Regions from separate parts of the Homo sapiens genome. Here region 1 is linked to region 2. Evidence: chromatin loops called from intact Hi-C (ENCODE). Cell type or tissue: endothelial cell of umbilical vein. All regions are shown on one strand. Each heading gives the region's core, and the rest is flanking DNA. Links, peaks and the distances in the headings are about the cores only. Region 1 overlaps VEPH1 (ventricular zone expressed PH domain containing 1). Region 2 holds the start of LOC105374179 (a long non-coding RNA gene).

Evidence for each region. Hi-C counts contacts between places; a loop is a spot of excess contacts. Peaks named below come from ENCODE experiments on the same cell type or tissue, not always from the same donor. Only the 100,000 strongest peaks of a DNase experiment are listed, where the experiment ranks them.
Region 1: a loop joins it to region 2, with 4 times the contacts of the local background. A loop is called at or near these places in 2 of 110 quality-filtered maps.

Annotation. Positions count from the first base shown.
Region 1 is chr3:157,331,266-157,343,029 of GRCh38, reverse strand. All of the region lies in intron 9 of VEPH1 (ventricular zone expressed PH domain containing 1), which reads left to right. LOC101928236 (a long non-coding RNA gene) reads right to left here. Exons shown (of 10, transcript XR_007096141.1): 7 at 9,667-11,764. Among named protein-coding and RNA genes, the nearest start is that of PTX3, 100 kb to the left of the region's middle. In endothelial cell of umbilical vein, for the core only: no CTCF peak of the experiment used is centred there; DNase peaks (open chromatin) are centred at 6,319 and 7,109; H3K27ac peaks cover 2,354 bases.
Region 2 is chr3:157,243,531-157,255,294 of GRCh38, reverse strand. All of the region lies in intron 3 of LOC101928236 (a long non-coding RNA gene), which reads right to left. LOC105374179 (a long non-coding RNA gene) reads left to right here and starts at 4,245. Exons shown (of 3, transcript XR_007096142.1): 1 at 4,245-4,686; 2 at 6,274-6,364. RefSeq lists an enhancer at 2,197-8,129. In endothelial cell of umbilical vein, for the core only: no CTCF peak of the experiment used is centred there; DNase peaks (open chromatin) are centred at 6,534 and 7,734; H3K27ac peaks cover 1,832 bases.

The DNA.
Region 1 (11,764 bases), core at 2,321-10,320, 87 kb before region 2:
ACTGCTTTAAATGTGTCCCAGAGATTCTGGTATGTCATGTCTTTGTTCTCATTGGTTTCAAAAAACATCTTTATTTCTGCCTTCATTTCGTTGTGTACCCAGTAGTCATTCAGGAGCAGGTTGTTCAGTTTCCATGAAGTTGAGTGGTTTTTAGTGAGTTTCATAATCCTGAGTTCCAGTTTGATTGCACTGTGGTCTGAGAGACAGTTTGTTATAATTTCTGTTCTTTTACATTTGCTGAGGAGTGCTTTACTTCCAACTATGTGGTCAATTTTGGAATAAGTGTGATGTGGTTCTGAGAAGAATGTATATTCTGTTGGATTTGGGGTGGAGAATTCTGTAGATGTCTATTAGTCCACTTGGTGCAGAGCTGAGTTCAATTCTTGGATATCCTTGTTAACTTTCTGTCTCGTTTATCTGTCTAATGTTGACAGTGGAGTGTTAAAGTGTCCCATTATTATTGTGTGGGAGTCTAAGTCTATTTGTAGGTCACTCAGGACTTGCTTTATGAACCTGAGTGCTCATGTATTGGATGCATGTATATTTAGGATAGTTAGCTCTTCTTGTTGAATTGATCCCTTTAGCATTATGTAATGGCCTCCTTTGTCTCTTTTGATCTTTGTTGGTTTAAAGTCTGTTTTATCAGAGACTAGGATTGCAACCCCTGCCTTTTTTTTGTTTTCCATTTGCTTGGTAGATCTTCCTCCATCCCTTTATTTTGAGCCTATGTGTGTCTCTGCACATGAGATGTGCTTCCTGAATACAGCACACTGATGGGTCTTGACTCTTTATCCAATTTGCCAGTCTGTGTCTTTTAATTGGAACATTTAGCCCATTTACATTTAAGGTTAGTATTGTTATGTGTGAATTTGATCCTGTCATTATGATGTTAGCTGGTTATTTTGCTCGTTAGTTGATGCAGTTTCTTCCTAGCCTCGATGGTCTTTACAATTTGGCATGTTTTTGCAGTGGCTGGTAGCAGTTGTTTGTTTCCAGGTTTAGTGCTTCCTTCAGGAGCTCTTGTAGGGCAGGCCTGGTGGTGACAAAATCTCTCAGCATTTGCTTGTCTGTAAAGGATTTTATTTCTCCTTCACTTATGAAGTTTAGTTTGGCTGGATATGAAATTCTGGGTTGAAAATTCTTTTCTTTAAGAATGTTGAATATTGGCCCCCACTCTCTTCTGGCTTGTAGAGTTTCTGCCGAGAGATCAGCTGTTAGTCTGATGGGCTTCCCTTTGTGGGTAACCCGACCTTTCTCTCTGGCTGCCCTTAACATTTTTTCCTTCATTTCAACTTTGGTGAATCTGACAATTATGTGTCTTGGAGTTGCTCTTCTCGAGGAGTATCTTTGTCACGTTCTCTGTATTTCCTGAATTTGAATGTTGGCCTGCCTTGTTAGGTTGGGGAAGTTCTCCTGGATAATATCCTGAAGAGTGTTTTCCAACTTGGTTCCATTCTCCCCGTCACTTTCAGGTACACCAATCAGACATAGATTTGGTCGTTTCACATAGTCCCATATTTCTTGGAGGCTTTGTTTGTTTCTTTTTACCCTTTTTTCTCTAAACTTCTCTTGTCACTTCGTTCCATTGATTTGATCTTCAATCACTGATACCCTTTCTTCCAGTTGATTGAATCGGCTACTGAAGCTTGTGCATTCGTCATATAGTTCTCATGCCATGGTTTTCAGCTCCATCAAGTCATTTAAGGACTTCTCTACACTGGTTATTCTAGTTGGCCCTTCGTCTAATCTTTTTTCAAGGTTTTTAGCTTCTTTGCTATGGGTTTGAGCTTCCTCCTTTAGCTCGGAGAAGTTTGATCATCTGAAGCCTTCTTCTCTCAACTCGTCAAAGTCATTCTCCATCCAGCTTTGTTCCATTGCTGGTGAGGAGCTGTGTTCCTTTGGAGGGGGAGAGGCTCTCTGATTTTTAGAATTTTCAGCTTTTCTGCTCTGTTTTTTTCCCCATCTTTGTGGTTTTATCTACCTTTGGTCTTTGATGATGGTGATGTACAGACGGGGTTTTGGTGTGGATGTCCTTCCTGTTTGTTAGTTTTCCTTCTAACAGTCAGGACTCTCAGCTGCAGGTCTGTTGGAGTTTGCTGGAGGTCCACCCCAGACCCTGTTTGTCTAGGTATCAGCAGCAGAGGCTGCAGAACAACGAATATTGCTGAACAGCAAATGTTGCTGCCTGAATGTTCCTCTGGAAGCTTCGTCTCAGAGGGGTACCCGGCCGTGTGAGCTGTCAGTCTGCCCCTACTGGGGGGTGCCTTCCAGTTAGGCTACTCAGGGGTCAGGGATCCACTTGAGGAGGCAGTCTGACCATTCTCAGATCTCAAACTCCGTGCTGGGAGAACCACTACTCTCTTCAAAGCTGTCAGACAGGGACATTTAAGTTTGCAGAAGTTTCTGCTCCCTTTTGTTCAGCTATGCCCTGCCTCCAGAGGTGGAGTCTACAGAGGCAGGTAGGCCTTCTTGAGCTGCAGTGGGCTCCACCCAGTTTGAGCTTCCTGGCCGCTTTGTTTACCTACTCAAGCCTCATCAATGGCAGGCCATTGATTCCCCCAGCCTCACTGCTGCCTTGCAGTTTGATCTCAGACTGCTGTGCTAGCAATGAGCGAGGCTCCATGGGCATGGGACCCTCTGAGCCAGGTGCGGGATATAATCTCCTGGTGTGCCGTTTGCTAAGACTGTTGGAAAAGTGCAGTATTAGGGTGGGCATGACCCGATTTTCCAGGTGCCGTCTGTCACAGCTTCCCTTGCCTAGGAAAGGGAATTCCCTGACCCCTTGCACTTCCCGGGTGAGGTGATGACTCACCCTGCTTTGGCTCACACTCAGTGGGCTGCACCCACTGTCCTGCATCCACTGTCTGACAAGCCCCAGTGAGATGAACCTGGTACCTCAGTTGGAAATGCAGAAATCACCCGTCTTCTGCGTCGCTCACGCTGGGAGCTGTAGACTGGAGCTGTTCCTATTTGGCCATCTTGGATATGATTTCGACCTTACTGACTTTCGAAGGAAAAAGAATCTTTTTCTGGTTTTAGTCATACTGCTTTCCTTCCATCTCAGATGTAATAACAAATTAAATATAAATAAAAATATCTTGACACGGAATCAGCTGGTTGTGGGCAAGTTTCATGCAGAAAGATGTGAGCAGGACACTTGACTCTTTCACTTTAGGTAAGGCTGGCTTGGAATACCACAACCATAAAACAGTGAAGGGGTTTAGGCACAATCAGTGAGTCAAGGGGTCTAAGAAGAATTCCCCTTCTCTTTTTCAATATAAATTCTACAACCTCGCCACCCGACCTTCTTGAGCAGAAGCCTGAAATAATTTATATTAGCAGTGCATTCCTTTGTGTTCCCACCCTCTATCACTTTCCTCCAGACACAAGGGTCTGATGTTCTCCAGACAGATGAGGATTTAGAGACACGGGAGAGTACAAAGGGAAGTGTGAGGTTGAGGTGTCCCCAGTGAATGGGTCAATATCATAAGAGCAGTGGAGCCCTCAGCTACCTTTGCCCTACTTGTCCAGTGCAGGGCCCAGTGCTTGGCAACAACAGCACAGGGTGAGGAACAGGATTGCCACCTTTGGTGGATGGCTGACCAGGGCACAGAAATCCATGCAGCAACAAATCTGGCCAGGGCCAACCCCTGCAGCCAGCAGAGGCCTTCCCATGTCATAAGTCACTGCTTTCACAGATAAATGACCTTTGCAGAATATTTCCTTGTCCCCTAAAATGCTAGACAAGCAGAAGCCCAGGGCACTAGAACAATATTCTCAGGCCGTGGGGGTCTCAGGTCCAGGTGGGACAGAAACAGCCCTTGGAGCCTGAATTTGAGATGCCTTGTTTGGTTTTCCAATAACCTCCACTTTTAGGAGTCTGGCTTAAATAACCCAGTTATCTCACATACCTCATGGGATACCTACTCAGAGTGTGCAGAGGGTGGGTTGGAGTCCCAGGGCCAGAACTAGAGTGGAGAACCCTAACCACAATAACTGAGAATAGAAGCAGTCAGCACCAAGGTTCTGAGTCAATATCCTTGCAATATCACTGTAGGCTCTGAACCTTCTTGATGCCTAGTGTCTGGCACAGCACTAGGCACAAAGCAAGTGCTCAACACAGTGCAGTGCAGTTCAGTGAATTCACAAATGAATCAACAAATGAGGAGCAAGGGACAAGTCTGCCCAGCACCTGACTTAATAGAGATGTCCATACCATCAATGTGCAGTCTTGAGCTTGTGACTGAATCACAATCTTTCTGTGGACTTTAATATTGCATGTGACTTTTTACTTATAGTTAGGGTGACAGCCCTTATTAGGAAAAGTTAATTGTCTTATGATGCAATATAAAAGTTTGAAAACCCACAGAGACTGCCACAAATAAATGATATCTGAATCTCAGCATTGAAAAAGAAACAGAATAGTTAAGATGTTAACCATTTGCTGGGAGTACATGCATGGTATTTTCAAACATTTGATACATTGAAGAAAACATAGAATTAGTGAAAATTGATTTCCAAGATGCTTCACCTTTTAATCATGATGGGGAAAATTTAGGTTTGAAAAATGTGGAATAGTTTAGAAGTACAATTTAAAGATCTAAGCTAGCAATATTCAATGTTTTAAATAAATTAGCTTATTACAGTTATTCATAAAGGTAGAGAAGTGCAGGAGTCAGTCCATCAGGAGGGGTGGTTTGGAACATGGACTCCAGTAGACAAGGCCTTGGTTTACAGATTTAACCTTTGAATCTATAATAATGGCTAATTTGTTGCATATTTGAGGATTAAATGAGGGAAGCATCCAAAAAAATATGACTTTCTTCTAAAAGCTCTTAGTACATTTACTCCTAAATTGAATCAGCATTCACATTATAGGAACTATTTATCATAGACATTAATTGCACATTCATTTTTATCTGTAGAAAAATATCAGGAGGAAGGATGATACGTAACTTGTCCCCACTGCTTCCACCTCCAGCCCACCCATATCTAGGAAAGCCCTGGTTGAGGAATGGACCTGGTAAAGACCTCCCCAGAACATAATAACTATTCTGGGGAGGTGCTATTTCATATTATTCTTCAAACCAGAGTGGTAACTGAAGAAAAAAAAATTAACTGCCAATTTTTCTATATCCAATGATCTTCAGACACAATTCTTATTTTCTGAGTATTTTACATCTCTGAGGCTATCACCTAAAATCTTTTTATGTATAAAATAAACTTAGTTGATCATTTTATCCCTCAGAAGGCTAGCCCACTGCAATAATAACTTGGTGACAGTTGAAAGGCTAATTGAATCTATTATAACAGCACAGCTCAATTCTAATCCATTTCCTGGTGGAAAAAAATTCTAGTGAAGGTATTTTTCCCCGATTATAAAAGTATAATGTTCCCTGTAAAATATTGGAAAATAGGAAAAAAACTAAAGAAAGTCATCCTTAATCTTATCATTTTACCACTTTTAGAAATGATATGTATTTCCTTCCAGAATTTTTTTCTGTGTTGGAAAATATTTTGACCTTATGGAGCAAGATTATTTTTTCAAAGATGCTTCACTTTTTAATCATGATGGTGAAAATTTAGGTTTGAAAAATGTGCAATAGTTTAGAAGTACAGTTTAAAGATCTAAGCTAGCTATGTTCAATTATAGCTGCCTTTGCTACAAAATTTTATCAGGATAACCTTTTAAATTAAATATTTTTGTTGAAACACTGGAAACAACAGTCATGTTAACTAACATTTTCTTAATTTAATATGTAAAGAAATGCCAGATTTCTCTTTATAAGTAACATTTATCGCACTGCTATATTTGATATCTAGATTAATACCTTTATTTAAAAGGATATTCTTTTGCCATTTCTTGGTAAAATATATTTCTTTATATATAAATACATAAATTTATATACATATATAAATATATAAAATGCCTATGGCATTTCCTTTGACACTAAAACTAAGCGTAATAATTCCAAAAATTTTAGCATTTTTCAAACAAGTTTAAAATACAGAAAAATGTTTATATTATGTCTTACAATATTATTCACTGTTAATCAAATTACGTTCTAGAGCAGAGGCTGGCAAACTTCCCATATAAAAGTCCAAGTAGTAAATATTTTTGGACAGTTTGTGTGGTCTCTGTTGAAGCTGCTCAATTCTGCCATTGTAGTAGGAAAACAACTATAGATAATTCATAAATGGATGGCTATGACTGTGTTCCAATAAAACTTTGTTTAAACAAGCAAGCAGTGAGTCAGACTTTGCCCATGGACAGTAGTTTATCAACCCTTGCTCTAGATTATATTTTTCCACATTCACCTGGAGTTTTGTGTTAGATGGAGTGTAGGGGTTTCTGATCCTCCATGCGAGACTTCTGGTAAACATAGCTGATTGAACATGTTTATCTCTACTAGCAATAAAACCCCACTTAAATGATAATAAAGGAAATAAAAGGTATACGCTTAGGGGAATGGAGAAGAAGACAGCAGACAGAGATGAATCAACACAATGTTGGGCAGAGTGAAGCAGATGCAAGAGTGTTCACTGAACTAGCGGTAAGCAGTGCCCAGGTAATACCATTGTGGTCCAAGAGAGGTGCCATATAGGAAGCATTTTATCCAGTTCTGCTGAGGTCTTCTAAGCATCATTGGAGGGGCAGCAAATGGTTCCTCAGTAATGCTAGGTTATAATCTGATGCAGTCACTGTCTGAGTTGGCACCCTTAGCTCATCTGTAAAACTCAAAGTAATTGGTTTTGGGGGAAAGGGGCCCTAACTCTAACTGTAAATATATTGGTATTCAGACGACTTAGACAAGAATAGTGCCAACAATAACTAGCAGTTTAACATTCACTGCTTTTACTGCTATTAAGCTATTCTGAAACCCTTTCCCTCTAGCCTGCTTTCTAAGACCCAAAGGAAATATTCGCAGTATTTTCAGTCACTCTTAGTACTCATTGATGAGGAGCTATCATGTAAGGAAGGAGTAGAAAATGAGAAGACAAGAAATGCCAGAAGGAGGATTCTACGATGCTGATTTGCATGTCAGGGTCTCGGTCCAGGAAGGAAACAGCAGGCAGAGGGAGGCTGGTAGCCATGGTGCCTAGTGGGCTATGTAGTGACTCACTCCACCGCCCTGCATGAGTCCAGCAAACAAAGGCAGTGTGTTAGGAAATGGTGTGCTTGATTGTAACAGATGCAAACTTCAAGGGTCACTGGAGTCACATATAAGAGGCTTCACTAACTCGGAGCCAATAACTCCCATCTTTTTCCCAGCAGAATATTTGGAGAATTGATGAGAAAAAAAAAGTACGCATAGTTGACTGATTTCTTTTTTGTAGAGATGGACACTTTTTGTACTCTATTCCTTCTTCTGTCCCACACTAGACACTATTTATATTCAGATCCTATATGCTGTATTCAAAGGGGAAAACATTTGGTCTTCTTGGGTTTTTACTACCACTATTCCATGATTGTCTTTCCTTTGATTTGACTACCTTTCTTCATAATAAATCTTCCTGTCTTCTCCCTCTCTTTGTTGTTCTCCTTTCCTGTCTCAGTTTTCTGTATTTGCATTTCCTTATCCCATGCACATTCCTTTCCTTCTTGTGGGGAGTTGTTTTTTGTTCTTTGTTTTTGAGATAGGGCCTCCTTGTTGCCCAGGCTGGAGTGCAGTGATGCAAACACGGCTCACTGAAGCCCCAACCCTCAGGCTCAAGCCATCCTCCCACCGCAGCCCCCAAAGTAGCTGGAACTACAAGCACAGGCCACTACACCCAGCATTTTTTTTTTTTTCATAGAGATGTGGTCCTACTATGTTGCCCAGTGGTCTACTGTATTTGAGAATGTCAAAGAAAAAAACACCTCCCAATTTCCCAGTGCCAACACACTTTGGGCTTTTTGACAGCAGCTTTTTGGAGATAATTTCATTGACTCTGAGCATTATAATATTGATGAAGGTGATAGATAATTTTAAAAAGGTGAACAAATTATTTTATTTAATCCTGGTGACAAGTCTGTAGTGTAGTTAGCACTGTCCTCATTTTATGAATGAGAAAATAGAAAGGCGAATAACCTGTCCAAGGTAATATGGCCAGTAGAAGGCAGAATCAGGACTTGGCCCTGGCTCTATGATCTTGCCACTGCTTCTTTATCCCACACTGCCTTCTCGGACATGCCATTCTCATCCCCACCTCCATGCCTTTACCCAAACTCTTGCTCCTCTAGGTGCCCGCTATTTTATTTATCTAGGCCTAGCATTCATCAGGGCTAGCCTATTTCTTACTTTCTACACCCCCGTGATTCCCAGTACTTCTCATTTGGCACTTGATCATGGATTGCTCTTTTTAAATATTCATATACTTCTGACATCTCTTTTTTAAGCTGTAAAACTCTGAATCTTTTTATAGTTTTAACACTCAGCCCAATGTCTCATCCTTGGTAAGTCCTCAGAGTATTTGTTAATGATGGTGATGCTGGTAGACATTTCCCCAGTGCAGGATAACAAATGAAATCAACCTTCCTCAAGCTTAATGGCTGTTCATGTTGTTACAGCAGCTGCATTAATGACAAGTAATCTGTAACATTTTTCAGAACTTGTACTCTAAGAGTACAATTAGCCACATGAAAATGCCTTCCTCAGAGGCTTCCAGTCTTACCTGTAGCCTGAAGAACTGAATTTCCTTAAGACTAGAATTATTTTCTAAAATTGGCTTTCAAATTCATGGTATATCCCGAGAATTGGCTGCACAAAATTAGTTGCTTTCTATTCAGTAACACCTCATTTAGCAGCAGTGACTGAAATAAAATGCCCCCTAACTTTCTCATGTCAGCCACATGATCATGAAGTCAACAGGGAATAGACGGTTGGCATCTTAGGAAAGTCAGGCTTAGTTAGTAGTTGCTAAAGGCCACTTCTAACAGGAGCGTCAATGAGTTTGATACACACTACGTGGAGTTGATATACACTATGTGGAGGTCCTATATACCCTGCACCAACATATCGGACATAATAAACCTCCTGGTAAATACATATAACTCTCCCATGAGTGTTCTTCTGATGCCTGATGGTGGCCAGCCCAGAAGGTCTTAGTTCAGAACTGCCAACCAGAGAGAGCAATGCAATGGGTGACTCACATATACATGATCTTAGGCTTATCCTTCCTTCCTCTGGGGAAAAAAAAATGTAAACGGACCCATTTTAGTGGAGTTTATTAATAGAATTTCCTAAAATTTTCTGTGCCCTATATCTGGTTACTGTTATGCATTTTGCAGAGTTGCAAAGTAATTGGTAGCACATGGAATGGTACCTGCAGGGGATCACGGCTTGCCTGCCTTATTTGCCTCTGTACAACTTTTGATAAATCTGTGCTTGGAAGAGCCAAGTGTTTATTTCTACCATATGGGCTTCCACTGACTCAGTGTGACCACAAAGTGGCTCTGTATTGTTGCCAGAAATCAACTACATTAGTGTCATGCAAATATATAGAGAGGTATGTGTGTGTATTTGATTTAAAATTCATGTAAATTCCAAAATTACTTTCATGTCTAGAAACTGTGCTAACTCCTCTGAAAATATCCCAGATTCCTTTCTGATCATGTTGACATTGACTACTTTGTATTCTTAATGTTTGGACATCTAACTTGTATTTGGCAACCATCAAGAGTACCTGGTAGGAAAAAGTTGAGGTCTTCCGAGTGAACTTCCCCTGGCGGATTTTGTGATCGGATAAGCACTGCAAAACATTCCTCATCCCAGAACTGAGTGACACTCATCACTTATTGGAAGGTGCATTCTTCCTAGGGAATACCAAAAATTCACTGGAGAACTAAAAGTATCAATATAGTCATTTAAAGATAAGTTCAATTTTCAGTTAGTTTCATAATTTATATTTTTCATTATTCCTACTTTGGGAAGTATTACTGGCCAAATTCCTGGAAATATCAGAAACAACATTGAAATCAATCCAAAAATATGAACAGCATTGCCACAATAACACTTTTCTGTAATTGTAAGCAGTCAGCCACCCAATCAGAAATGATCCTGATTTGAGTATTGTTTGTAAGCACTGCTCCTCATCTGTGTGTACAATCAGGTGACTGGAAAAGTGATGGCAAATGTCACTCTTCAGATTCACCTCCTTCATAATTAATATGACAGTTTTATTTTTAAGTTTGGACATTGTAAGAATAAGGAAATAATTATTTTAAAATATATGACCATTCCTTACAAGTTGAACACAGAATTGCCATGCCACCCAACAATTCCACTCTTAGGAATATACTCCAAAGAATTGAAAACAAGTGTTCAAACCAAAACATGTACTTGAATGTTCATAGCTGCACTATTCACAATGACCAAAAGGTAGAAACAACTCAATTGTCCATGAATGAATGAGGAGGCAAATGAAATGTAGTATATTCATATGATGGAATGTTATTTAGCCATGCAAAAAAAATGAAATACTGATGCATGCTACAACATGGATGAACCTTGAAAACATCATAATAAGTGAAAGAAGCCAGACACAGAAGGCCACTCATTATATGATTCCATTTATATAAAATATCCAGAATAGGCAAATCTATAGAGACAAAATGCAGATTTTTGGTTGCCAAGAGCTAGGAGGAGGGGAAATGAAGAATAATTGCTTAACAGATGTGGGGGTTCCATTTAGGGTGATGGAAAAGTTCTAGAACTAGATAGTGGTGATAGGTGTACAACATCATAAATGTACTTACTGCCACTGAACTGTACACTTTAAAATGGTCAAAATGGTAAATTTTATGTTACATGTATTTTACTGCAATAAGAATTTGTTTTAAATATATGACTACATATTCTGTGATAAACTCCATACTTAATATGCAGCATATCCTCCACAAATAAACACATACAATTAGTGTAATTATGGAATGGTCTGGGTTAACCCTTCTATGCCAGCAGTAGCCGCAAGCACCATGTACTGGGCAGTATTTTAAATGTTTTATTTGACCCTGTAAGGTACATATTACTATTCCCAAATTGTGAAAGTGGAAACTGAAATATAGAAAACAAAATTTGCTTAAGATCACATAACTGGCAGACCTGAGATAGACCTGAAATTTGAGCCCAGGTTGTGTAGCAGCATGGTGTTTCCTATTAGCCCCTGTACTGTGGGCTGAGCTGACCTTGTCCTGTGATAATAAAGCTTATGTACAATGGAAGTGTGCTCTCAGCTCTCAGAACAATGTTGATAAAGTTTCAGACCTTAAAGAACAGACCATTGTTATTCAAATCTGCAAGTACAACCATATTTCTATTTATCTTATTATTTATTTGCCTGATTATCATTGAACATACACAAACCATGAAAGAGCTGCAAGAAGTGTAATTCTCTCTCAGTGCAAATTTACTGTGCTATGCTAGGCTATTGCCCTGGCCAGAGGTGTCCTGCGGTCCTCTGCAGTCATCTTCTGTTGGAAGAAGAGTTAAATCCAATTTCTCAAATATATCCCGCTCTCCCTGTCTTTCATTCCTGGTGCTAGATTTAGTAAGTGAAGTGAGGTTTGGTTGAATCGTAAAGCAGAGTCTTGGCCACAAGGCATGCATGGGGCTGAAAGAAGTAAAGAATATCATAGGCATACGCAATGGGGGTAAGAAGTGTTGTATGAGAAGAGACTAACTAGAATAGAATGTCAGTCTCCCCCAAGGATCACCATACCACCTCAAATCACACTGTCCTAGGAGTGTGGCTCACTTGCATTGGATAAACAGAGCTTCTGTAT
Region 2 (11,764 bases), core at 1,918-9,917:
TATAAAAGAGAACATGCAGTATTTGGTTTTCTGTTCCTGCAAAGCACATGATCTTGTTCCTTTTTGTGGCTGCATGATATTCCATGAACCACATTTTCTTTATCCAGTCTATCATTGCCCAAATGATGGGCATTTAGATTGATTCCATGACTTTGCTATTGTGAATAGTGCTGCAATGAACATACATGTGCATGCATCTTTGTAATAGAATGATTTATATTCCTCTGGGTATATACCCAGTAATGGGATTGCTGGGTCAAATGGTATTTCTGCCTCTAAGTCTTTGAGGAGTCATTGCACTGTCTTCCACAATGGTTGAACTAATTTACATTCCCATCAACAGTGTAAAAGTGTGCCTTTTTCTCCACAACCTCACCAGCATCTGTTGTTTTTTGACTTTTTAATAATAGCCACTCTGACTGGCGTGAGATGGTATCTCATTGTGGTTTTGAATTGCATTTCTCTAATGATCAATGATACTGAGCTTTATTTCATGAGTGTTGGCCACATGTATGTCTTCTTTTGAGAAGTGTCTGTTTATGTCCTTTACCCACTTTTTTATGAGGTTGTTTGTTTTTTGCTTGTAAATTTGTTTAAGTTCCTTATAGATGCTGGATATTAGACCTTTGTTGGGTGCGTAGTTTGCAAAAATTTTCTCCCATTCAGTAGGTTGTCTGTTTACTCTGTTGTTAGTTTCTTTTCCCATGCAGAAGCTCTTTAGTATAATTAGATCCCATTTGTCAATTTTTGATTTTGTTGCAATTGCTTTTAGCATCTTCATCATGAAATCTTTGCCTGTGCCTATGTCCTAAATGATAGTGCCTAGAAAACCCCATAGTCTCATCCCAATAGATTCTTAAGCTGACAAACACCTTCAGCAAAGTATCAGGATACAAAATCAATGTGCAAAAATTACTAGCATTCAACAGTCAAGCCAAGAGCCAAATCAGGAACAAACTCCCATTCACAATTGCCACAAAAAGAATAAAATACCTAGGAATACAGCTAGCTAGGGAGATAAAAGATCTCTACAAGGAGAGCTACAAACCACTGTTCAAAGAAACCAGAAATGACACAAACAAATGGAAAAACATTCCATGCTCATGGATAGGAAAAATCAATATCATGAAAATGGCCATACTGCCCAAAGCAATTTGTAGATTCAATGCTATTCCTATTAAACTGCTGCTGACATTCTCGCAACTAAAGAAAACTATTTTAAAATTCATATGTAACCAAAAAAGATTTTAAATAGCCAAGGCAATCCTAAGCAAAAAGAACAAAGCTGGCAGCATCATGCTACCTGACTTCAAACTATACTACAGGGATACAGTAACCAAAACAGTATGATAGTTGTACAAAAACAGACACATAGACCAACAGAGCCAAATAGAGAACCCAGAAATAAGACCGCACGCCTACAACTATCTGATCTTCAACTAACCTGACAAAAACAAGCAATGGACAAAGGATTCCCTATTCAATAAATTGTGCTGGGATAACTGGCTAGCCACATGCAGAAAATTGAAACTGGACCCCTTCCTTACCCCATATACAACAATTAACCAAAGATGGATTAAAGATTTAAATATAAAACCCAAAACCATAAAAATATGATATGTCTTTTACCCACTATCACAGATTGGGGACCCTAGAGGTGAACTTAGAATGGTGTCTGAGGAGGAATTCCAGATCAAGTAGGAGGAGCATTTTCAGATGACACCTTCAAAGTCAACCATACCAAAGACAGGAGTAGAAAGGCAAGGCCTAGAGTCAAGTCGGAAGTTGGAGAAGCAGGGAAGAGCAGAGAAAGGCACAGAGCAGAGTGAGTGGAATGGGCAGAGGGTTGCACGAACTTCAGAAGAGCAAGACCACCCTTATGGCTTGATTTTTACAGGTACTTGCCTAGGCGAAGTGGCGGCGGGGGGGCGGGGGGTTCTGTTAAATGTTCTTTGATGAAACAGGTACACCTCCTCATAAATGTCCTTCTAGTCCCTGGTTATGCAAGGCCCTATAGCCACGTGCTAAGCACAACAGGCAACCAGCTCTGATGATAACCTTAGCTCCCGGGTCCCGCCATGAGAACCCCAGCCTTGGCAGAGGACATTCCACAAGAACATTCTTCTCATGCCCCTTGCCCCTGCACCCCAGTACTATTGAATTTGTCTGCTTCAAAGAAAAACTTTCTGAGAGCAGGGGGGATGGAAATCTTTGAACTTTCTATAAAATGATAATCAGATGCATTGTGTTTACATAGCTTATTTATGACTTTATGGACAAATCTTTGAAAATCTTACATCAAATTTAAAAATGCATTTTTTCTGTCTTTCAAGCAATAAAAGGATTAGAATTCATTTTGGTACTGAGAATCTAGAAGAGTTATAAAATTTTCAAATAATGTAAAAATGTAAAGTATTCAAACACATGGTAGGCTAATGCATGCCTAGGAATAACAGTGCTCCATGAGACCACACTGGAAATTAAGGGGGAGTGGGTGCTAATAAAAGTAAATTCTAATTTTTCCATTTTTGAATTATTCTAGAATTATTCTTTGCCTTGTTTTATTTTTAACTACCATTTCACTAACATTAAGTAGAATATCTATAAGACACACACACACATATATATAAACACACATTTACTATCACACAGGTATTATGACAACAGAACTATTGTTTTCACATGTGCTTTGTAGAAATCAATCCTATTACTTCATTATCTTATATTCTATTTATATCTGTCCTCTCTCTCTCTCTCTCTCTCTCTCTCTCTCTCTCTCTCTCTCTCTCTCTCTCCCTCTCCCCCTCTCCTCTCTCTCTCTCTCTGCTGGCACTTCATGTAATCAGAAGAAACTCTTATGTGTGTTCCACTATTCTTAACGGAGATCCACTTCTATACACCAGATTTCCTTTGGGAGTGTTCTGTTCCCTCTTAATTCAGAGCTATTGCTATATGAGGAAATAGTCTAAATGTCATTTCTCTTAAGAGAGAGAAACAATGATTCTGTTTGCCAAACTAGCTCATAAACACAAAAATCAGAAGGTCCATTTTTAAAATTTAGCCAAAACCACAGTTTGGCAATGCCTGTTTTGGAAAATTAACCATAATACTAAGGGTATGTGTTGATTTGAGAACATTTTCATCACGACTCCCCCAAACTCTTCATGGAGGGATATCATGTAATTTTCCACATAAACAACTCTTACCTATATATTCATGTTTTTGTTATCACTATAATACTGTCATCTCCAGAAATCCTGCAGTTGTACCATCCTCAGGTAAATACAAATCAAATTCCACTGTAGCCAATAGTGTCACAGTAAGGTTCCAATGTAACGAAGCCACTAGCAGAATGTGAGGCAGCCAAATAAACTAGGCCAAGTTCTTCTAAGCAAGGAGATTTGGCATTTATCATTCAGTTAACAGTATCACAGGCTATTGGAGTTGGAAGAATCTTAACACTTGCCAGGCCAAACCTCTCCACCCCATGGAGAAGTCCCTTTCTTGTCATCATTGGCAGGTGGCATTCCCAACCGCGCAAACCCTTCTAGGGATAGAGAACTCATTAATTTATCATCAGTTCACATCTTTTTAAAATAAATTTTTTCTGTTTATGAAAACGTTTATTGCAGAAAATACCAAAAACTACTAAAATTATAAAAATTATTCATAATCGTCTGATCATTCAGAACCCAACAATATAGAAATGTTCAAATATAATTCCCATTAGGTTATTCATACCATATAATTATTTTCTGAAAAATTCTGCCGTTCCATCATTTCTAACCTTTAGTCCAGGTTCTCCCTCCTGCAGCCAGACATAATGTCTGCTCCCTCTTCCCCAAGACAACCTTTTACATAGTTTGATTCAAACATTCATTCAACAAATACTTATTAGCCAGGCATGGTGGCACATGCCTGTAGTCCTAGCTACTCAGGAGGCTGAGGTAGGAAGATCACTTCAGCCCAGTAGTTCAAGGATATAGTGCAGTATGATTGTGCCTGTGAATAACCACTGCACTCCAGCCTGGGCAACATAGCAAGAGAAAGAAGGAAGGAAAGAAGGAAGGAAGGAAGGGAGGGAGGGAGGGAGGGAGGGACGGAGGGAAGGGAAGAAAGGAGAAAAAGAGAGAGAAAGAAAGAGAGAAGGAAAGAAAGAAAGGAAAGGAAAGAAAGAGAAAGAAAAGAAAGAAGGAAAGAAGAAAGGAAAGAAAGAAAGAAAGAAGAGAAAGAAAGAGAAAGAAAGAAAGAAGAAAGAAAGAGAGAGAAGGAAGGAAGGAAGGAAAGGAGAGACCATTTACTGAGCATCCAACATATACTAGGGCATGGGGACTCAAAAATGATAAATAAATTGTCCATGCCTTTAACAAACTCAGTAAATAAATGTTATGATCTGAATGTTTGTGACCCCCCTTCCCAAATTTATATGTTAAAACCATTAGGTAGTAGTATATGTCAATACCAATGTGGTGGTATTAAGAAGTGGGGCCTCTAGGAGGTGATTAGATAATGAGGGTTCTGCCCTCATGAATGGGATTAGTGCCCTTATAAAAGAGGCCAAAAGGAGCTTGTTTGTCCTTCCCAACGTGAAGACACAGCTAGAAGGCGCCAGCTCTGAGGAACAAGCCCTCACCAGACAGCAAATCTACCAGCACCCTGATGTTGGACTTCTCGGCCTCCAGAACTGTGAGAAATAAATTTCTGTTGTTTATAAGTTACCCAATCTAAGACAGTTTGTTATTGCAGCCCAAATGGACCAACACAATAAGTATATTTTATTTAATAAGTAAATCCATACATAAAACATCTCCTATGTGCAGGACCTGTGCTGGGCATTAGAAATGCTGAGGTGACCAAGATGTCTCAAACTTTGTGGGATACGTATCCTAGTAGAAGAGAAAAATGTTAAAGTATTATCTTAATTATGAAATTGCCATGCGACCTATCCTACAAAGAAGCACAACTGATATGAGATTGTGAAAGGAGAGGTCTGATCTAATTAGGAAGTTAGGGACAGCTTCCTGGACAAAGAGACATATGCCTGAGATCTGAAAGATGAACAGGAAATTACTAGTCAAAGGGAGAGGTAGAAGAAAAGCAGACCAGGAAGAACTGAATGTGAGAAGACCTTGGAGAGAAAAGGCATGTAGCACATTAGAGGAACCAAAACAGGCTAGTGTGGTGGATGAGAGTGGTGAGGCTGGGAGGTGGGCAAGTCATGAAGGCTGTGGGAGAGCTACTGTTGGGTTTAAAACAGGGATGGTATGATTAGATCTGCAATTCCGTAAGATGGTTCTACCTGCTGTGTAGAGAATGGTTTGCTGAGAAAGCAATAATAGAAACTGAGAGAAAAATAGAAGGCTATTACAATAGTCCAGGTGAGAGGTATAACGAAAGCTTGAAAGAAAGTAGCAGCACTGGAAATGGAGAGAAATAGAGGGTTAGAGAGAGACTTTAGAAATGCAAATTGCAGGACTTGGTGATTGACGGGAATTGTCTCCAGAATCCCGGCACCCGTGGGTTGGCGGTAGCTCCATTCATGATAAAAGGAGCATTCAAAAGGGATCAGGTTTGAGGGACATCTTGCCCATGAAAGAAACAGATGTGTGGAGATCACAACACTGTGATGTGGGGGCATGATGGAGACAGAGGAGGGGGCTGCTGGCTCTGCCTGGGGAGTCAACTAAACCTCCACTGAAGAGTTGATGATATGCTGGATGTTGAAGGAAGAATATAATTTTCTTATATTTTAGACCTCGCCTTTCACACTCTCACAGTCAAAAAAGAGAAATGACATATGCCAAGACTCAGGATCACACTTAAGATGAGACAACATAAATGGGCAAGGATGAGAACAAGAGTCACTTAACTTTAATTACTTATTTTATTGGTGTTTTTGTTCCAAATTCTTGTAGAAATATATACTAGATTTTTTAAAGTAAGTATGGTGGGCACTGATGCATCACCAACATCCCTCACTGAAGGACCTGGTGCCCCAGCTGCTGGGACTGCTGTTGGCAGACAGCCTTCAGCTGCCATTCCCCTCAAGGACTGCCTCCTGGCCAAGGTCATGCCTGGGGCACCTGACATCTAGTGAACAGTTAATGGGAGAGTGTAAAGACCTGGACATTCAGGCCCAAGTTGAGACAACTCTGAGGGACCATTCTACCTGCAGAGCTCTCCACATGGTCAGTTGAGACTATCACTGGGGCGACACTGAAGCTCAGTTTCTCCACCTGCCCCTTACTGATTCCTCTCCACTCCCTTCTGCAGGTGTTGGTCCCCAAGGTGCTCCTTAATAGGCATCCTGCGCCTTAAACACTGCCTCAGAGTCTGCTTCCCAGGAAGTCCAAACAGATTGAGAGTAAGTAAAGACATAAAGGCAAAAGGAAAACAAAGTGGGAAGAAGAATAGTCACTGGGATAAGGTAAGTAGATGAAACTCGATCCCAGCAAAAGACAGCGTTCAGAGTTGACACCATGCTTTCATGCAGCCAGTTAAGGGAGGCATTCAATCAGATTCATGAGTCAGAGTTTCCCCAGGCTAAAAATAAACCAGTTGCCCAGAGGAAGAAAAGCTCTCTCAACAATGAGACCCAAGAATTTTTTTCCTATCGGCCTTACAAAGAGAACACTGTAATATAGTAACAACAGCTTCAATATCTCTCCATAAGTGCAACAGCATGTTTCAGAAGGATATGTAAGGGTGCAAACCCTAGTTACAAATTCAAACATACAAATAATATAATTTTCTTTATTTCCTTATGTTTTAATTAATTTATTGCTTGAGTGCTGGATCCCATTTCACTTGAGAGCAAAAAAAGCAGTGTTCATTGATTCAGGATAAACTCAGTCAAACTCAGAATATTCTCCATTTATTCAGGTTTTTTCTAGTTTCTCTTCTCAACAAGTATTCTTCCAAATGTATTATTTATGCCACAAGATTCATAATCTAGTTCTTCAGAGTTATGAATTTTTTTATTTTTTTATTTTATTTCGTTTTATTTTTAGAGAGACGGGGTCTTACTCTGTTGCCCAGGCTGGAGTGAAGTGGCACAATTCTAACTAACTGCAGCCTCAAACTTCTGGCCTCAAGCAACCCTCCCACCTTGGCCTCCCAAAGTGCTGGGATTACAAATGTAAGCCACCATGCCCAGCCAGAGTTATGAATTTTTTAACCTCGAAATTTTGACTTCCATTAGCCAGACACAATGGCACTTGCCTATAGTTCCAGCTACTCAGGAGGCTGAGGCGGGAAGATCACTTTAGCCCAGGAATTTGAGGTTGCAGTAAGCAATGACTGTACCACTGCACCATAGCCTGGGTGACAGAACAGAACCCTGTCTCTAAAAATAAAAGTCAAAAAATTTTAATCCTGACCTTTGAGACTTAATCTTACTTTTCTCAAAGTATTAACAGGTAAGTTTCAGAATAGATTTTTGAAACTTACAGTTTACTGTTACTTCTGATTTCTTTTCAACATCCTTTTTCTGAGGCAATGGATGCCTTCTGCCTAATTTGAAGGGGTAGAAAGGCCAGGGGATGGGCCAAAGGGCACTGCAGAAGACTAAACTAATAACAAGGAACTAAAAAAAAAAACATGGGTTAACAGACTGATTGTTATAAACAAACTGATTGTTACAATGTTTCAAAATAACATTCCTCAGGAAAACCACTAGTACAATGCTAGTACATAGAAAAAAATAAAAGTGACTGGGGTGGGTGCTCAGAACCATGTGGCCCAAACAGACAGCGTGCAGTAAGTCACAATGGAGTCAGGAATATATTTTAATGTGGAGGAATGGACAGACTGTTCAACTTTCAAACAAGGCTTATCCAAGTGGAATCAGGATTCTCTATTATTTATTTATATATTTCCAAATGCAGGATATCAGTTTCAGAAAAACAGGAAGTTAGGGAGGTAGTGAAGGTTTTGCCTCTGTTGTTTAACCAAAAGCTGCTGTGAAAAATGTGATGTCCCCCAAAATGAAAAAGTCATTATGAAAATTATGTCTATTTTGTTCTCTGCCACCATTAACTAAGCTGAAGTCCAGCCAGTTTGTTTTAAATTTCAAACCACTAGAAAGGACAGGCTCGGGGGAAATACGTGGAAGTTCAGAGGTTTCTGGGTTCTAGTGACAGGAGCAGAGCAAAGTAAGGCCACTTCAGATACAAAGTTTAAGAGGGCAAAGAGCCTCCTGAAGATGAAACTAAATAGCATGGCCAGTCGCCATGGCTCATGCCTATAATCCCAGAACTTTGGGAGGCCAAGGCGGGTGGATCACCTGAGGTCAGGAGTTTGAGACCACCCTGGCCAACATGGCAAAACCCCTTCTCTACTAAAATACAAAAATTAGCCGGGTGTGGTCGTGGGCACCTGTAATCCCAGCTACTCGGGAGGCTGAGGCAGAAGAATTGCTTGAACCCAGGAGGTAGAGGTTGCAGTGAGCCGAGATCATGCCACTTGATCACTCCAGCCTGGGCAACAGAGTGAGACTTTGTCTCAAAAATAATAAATAAATAAAATAGCAGATGCACACAGAGCTCTGTCGGCAGAGAAAGCTGAAAATATCCAGAGGCTAAATTGATGATCTGGAACACTGTGGAGGCACAACACAATAATCTCAGACCTACAACCTTGAGAGGGGTATTGAGAGATGCTTTCTGTAATTGAGAATGGATGCCTTGGGAGCATCATTTCATTTAAACAGTGAGTTTTAGTAGGCATTGCACGTAACGAAAATGAAGAGACCTTTATAGCAGAATTTGTGTGTGTGTGTGTGTGTGTGTGTGTGTGTGTGTGTGTGTTATTAAGGAGAATTACATCATTACTGTGAAGTTATTCACTGACTTTATATCTACATGCCAAAGTTTCAATACTAATAGTTTATCTATATGACTGCTTAAATTCACAAGCAAGTATTTGAAAGAATATGATTATAGACAGGCTGCTGTTTATTACAAAATTCTTCAGAATAGAAAGAGCTATAGAAAATAACATAATAAACCCCTTACAACCACCCCTCAGCCTATGAAATAAAGCAGTACATGTGCATCTGAAGCCCTCTATGTATCTCCTCCACAAATGTAATTCCTTCCCTATCTCACACAGGTAACTACCATCCTGAATTTGTTAATTATTATTCTAATATATTTCTATACACACTTACCACCCATTTTTATGCTTTAAAAATACATAGTATGTTTTGCATATATTTAAACTTCACGTAGTGTCATACAGCATGAATCGTTCTGTTTTCACATCTCATGTTTGCATCTAGGTCTAACTGATTTTCAGTGCTGTATATAATTCCTTTGTATCATTCCATTGTTTTTAGGTATTCGGATTCAGGTTCAAATATCATTCAATTTTTTATCCACTTTCTAGGGGATGATTATTTCTAATCTTTGCAATGGCAAAAAAAAAAAAATGTTGCTATGGAAATACTGGTTCTTTGTGTGCAAAGTCAAATGGTTATTTGGTCAGCAATTCTCAAAGTATGGTCCACAGACCCCTCATGGGCCCAAGACTCTTTCAAGCAAATCATGAGGTCAAAACCATTTTCATGAGAAGAAGAAAATAATACCATTTATCTTTTTCACCGTGTTAACATTTGCACTGATGCTGCTGGCACCTTAGCAGGAATCAAGGCAGCAGCATCCAGCAATACTAGTAATCATTGTATTCTTCACCACCATGCACTTGTGGTTTTAAAAAAAATCACTGAAGAATATTAATTTTACTAAATTTCAACTGTTACATAGTCATCTATTTAATATTTTTTATATTAAAATAAGAAGTCAGCACAAAGTACTCTGTTACATGCCAAAGTGCAATGGTCATCTCAAGAAAAAGCATTTGTGTGATTGAGTTGTGAGATTAACTACTACTTTTTTCACTAAACATTATTTTTAGGAGGATGATTGAGACTATGATTATTAAACTCTTGGGGTTTGGCAGACATTTTCTCAAAAGTGAATGATGTGAGCCTGCTACTCCAAAGAAAGCTGACTGTATTGTTGTTGATGATAAAATTTGAGCTTTCAAAAAAATTAGAAATTTTGAAAACTTGAATCCAACCCTGGATTTTTATATCTTACAGCTTCTCAATATTTCATGATTTCTCTAATGATAAGGGTGGTGATTTTTGACATTGTATAATGTATCAACATTTTGAAAATCTATGTAATTCAGTAAACCAATAATTTCCAAATGACCAATGCAAAATGTTACAAAATTATGCATGGGTAAAAAATCCACTCACGGTATAATATAAACTATGCATTTTAATTTAACAGAGTATGAAAAATTCATTGATATGGTTTCAAATTAACATTTAAGAAACTACCACTTGTTAGTTTTGGGTAGAGTATCAAAGAAGAATTGCCACAACTATCTGAAAAGGCCATTAAAATTCTCCTCTCTTTTCCAAATCAATATTTGTGTGTATCTTTATTTTCTTTATGGACTTCAATCAAAACAGTATACCACAATAGACTGAATGTAGAAACAGAATCCAGCTGTCTTGTATTAAGCCAAGCACAGTTACAGAAATGTAACATAATGCCACTCTTCTCACTAAAATTTTTGTTTTGGAAAATATAATGAGTTTATAAAAATACATCACTCATGTTAATATGTAATCAGTTTCTTACTGCCTTTTAAATGACTTAATGAATGTATTTTTAATTTCTCAATTTTATTTTCTAATATGGTAAATATCAATAGAAACAACTCACATAACCAAAAGCTCTTTGGTATCCTCAAAAATGTTTTAAAGTTTAAAAGGCTCCTGGGACCAAAGAGTCTCAGAACTGCTGACTTAGGGTATACACGAGAGTAGAATTGCTAGATCATAATTTACCTTTACCAAGTATTTACCAAGTTATTCTCTAAAATGATTCTATCAATTTAAACTCTCACTTGCAGTGTATCGAAATGCCCATTGTTTACATTGTTGTCAGCATTTTGAACTTGGTTCAGACTTAATTTTTTTTATATCTGATAGGTGCCAAAGTGGCATTGTTTTAATCTGTATTCCTCTGATTACTGCTACTTTCCCCTTTCCATGTATTTATTGACTCTACAAATTTTCTCTCCTTTGAAATTCCTCTTTATATTTTTTTTGCACATTCTTCTTTTAAGTTGTTTCTTTTTTCACATCAATTTTTAAGGGGCTCTTTACATTTTCCAGGCATGTCTCCCTTAGTTGGTTTCTCTTCTTTTTTTTTTTTTTTTTTTTTTGGAGACAGGATCACACTCTGTCCCCCAGGCTGGAGTGCAGTGGCGCAATCACGACTAACTGCAGCCTGCAGCCTCGACCTCCCAAGGCTCAGGTGATCCTCCTCCCTCAGCCCCTGAGTGGCTGGAACCATAGGCACACGTGCACACATGACTAATTTTTGTATTTTTAGTAGAGATGGGGTTTCTCCATGTTGCCCAGGCTGGTCTCAAACTCCTAGGCTCAAACGATCCACCCACCTTAGTCTCCCAAAGTGCTGGGATTACAGGTGTGAGCCACTGCACCAGACAAGTTTCTATTCTTTGTTTTACTTTTTACTTTGTAATTTTTTTGAAGGGTATAGTTTACATACAATATAATTTCATATTACATATGTTCAGTTCATGAGTTTTGACAATTGTAAAAGCCAAAGATATCAATACCCAAAACAAAATATAGAATATTACACTCATCTCAGAAAGTTCCTCATGCCCCTCCACAGAGGCAATCAACATAGATTAGACTGGCATATTCTGTAAGGTT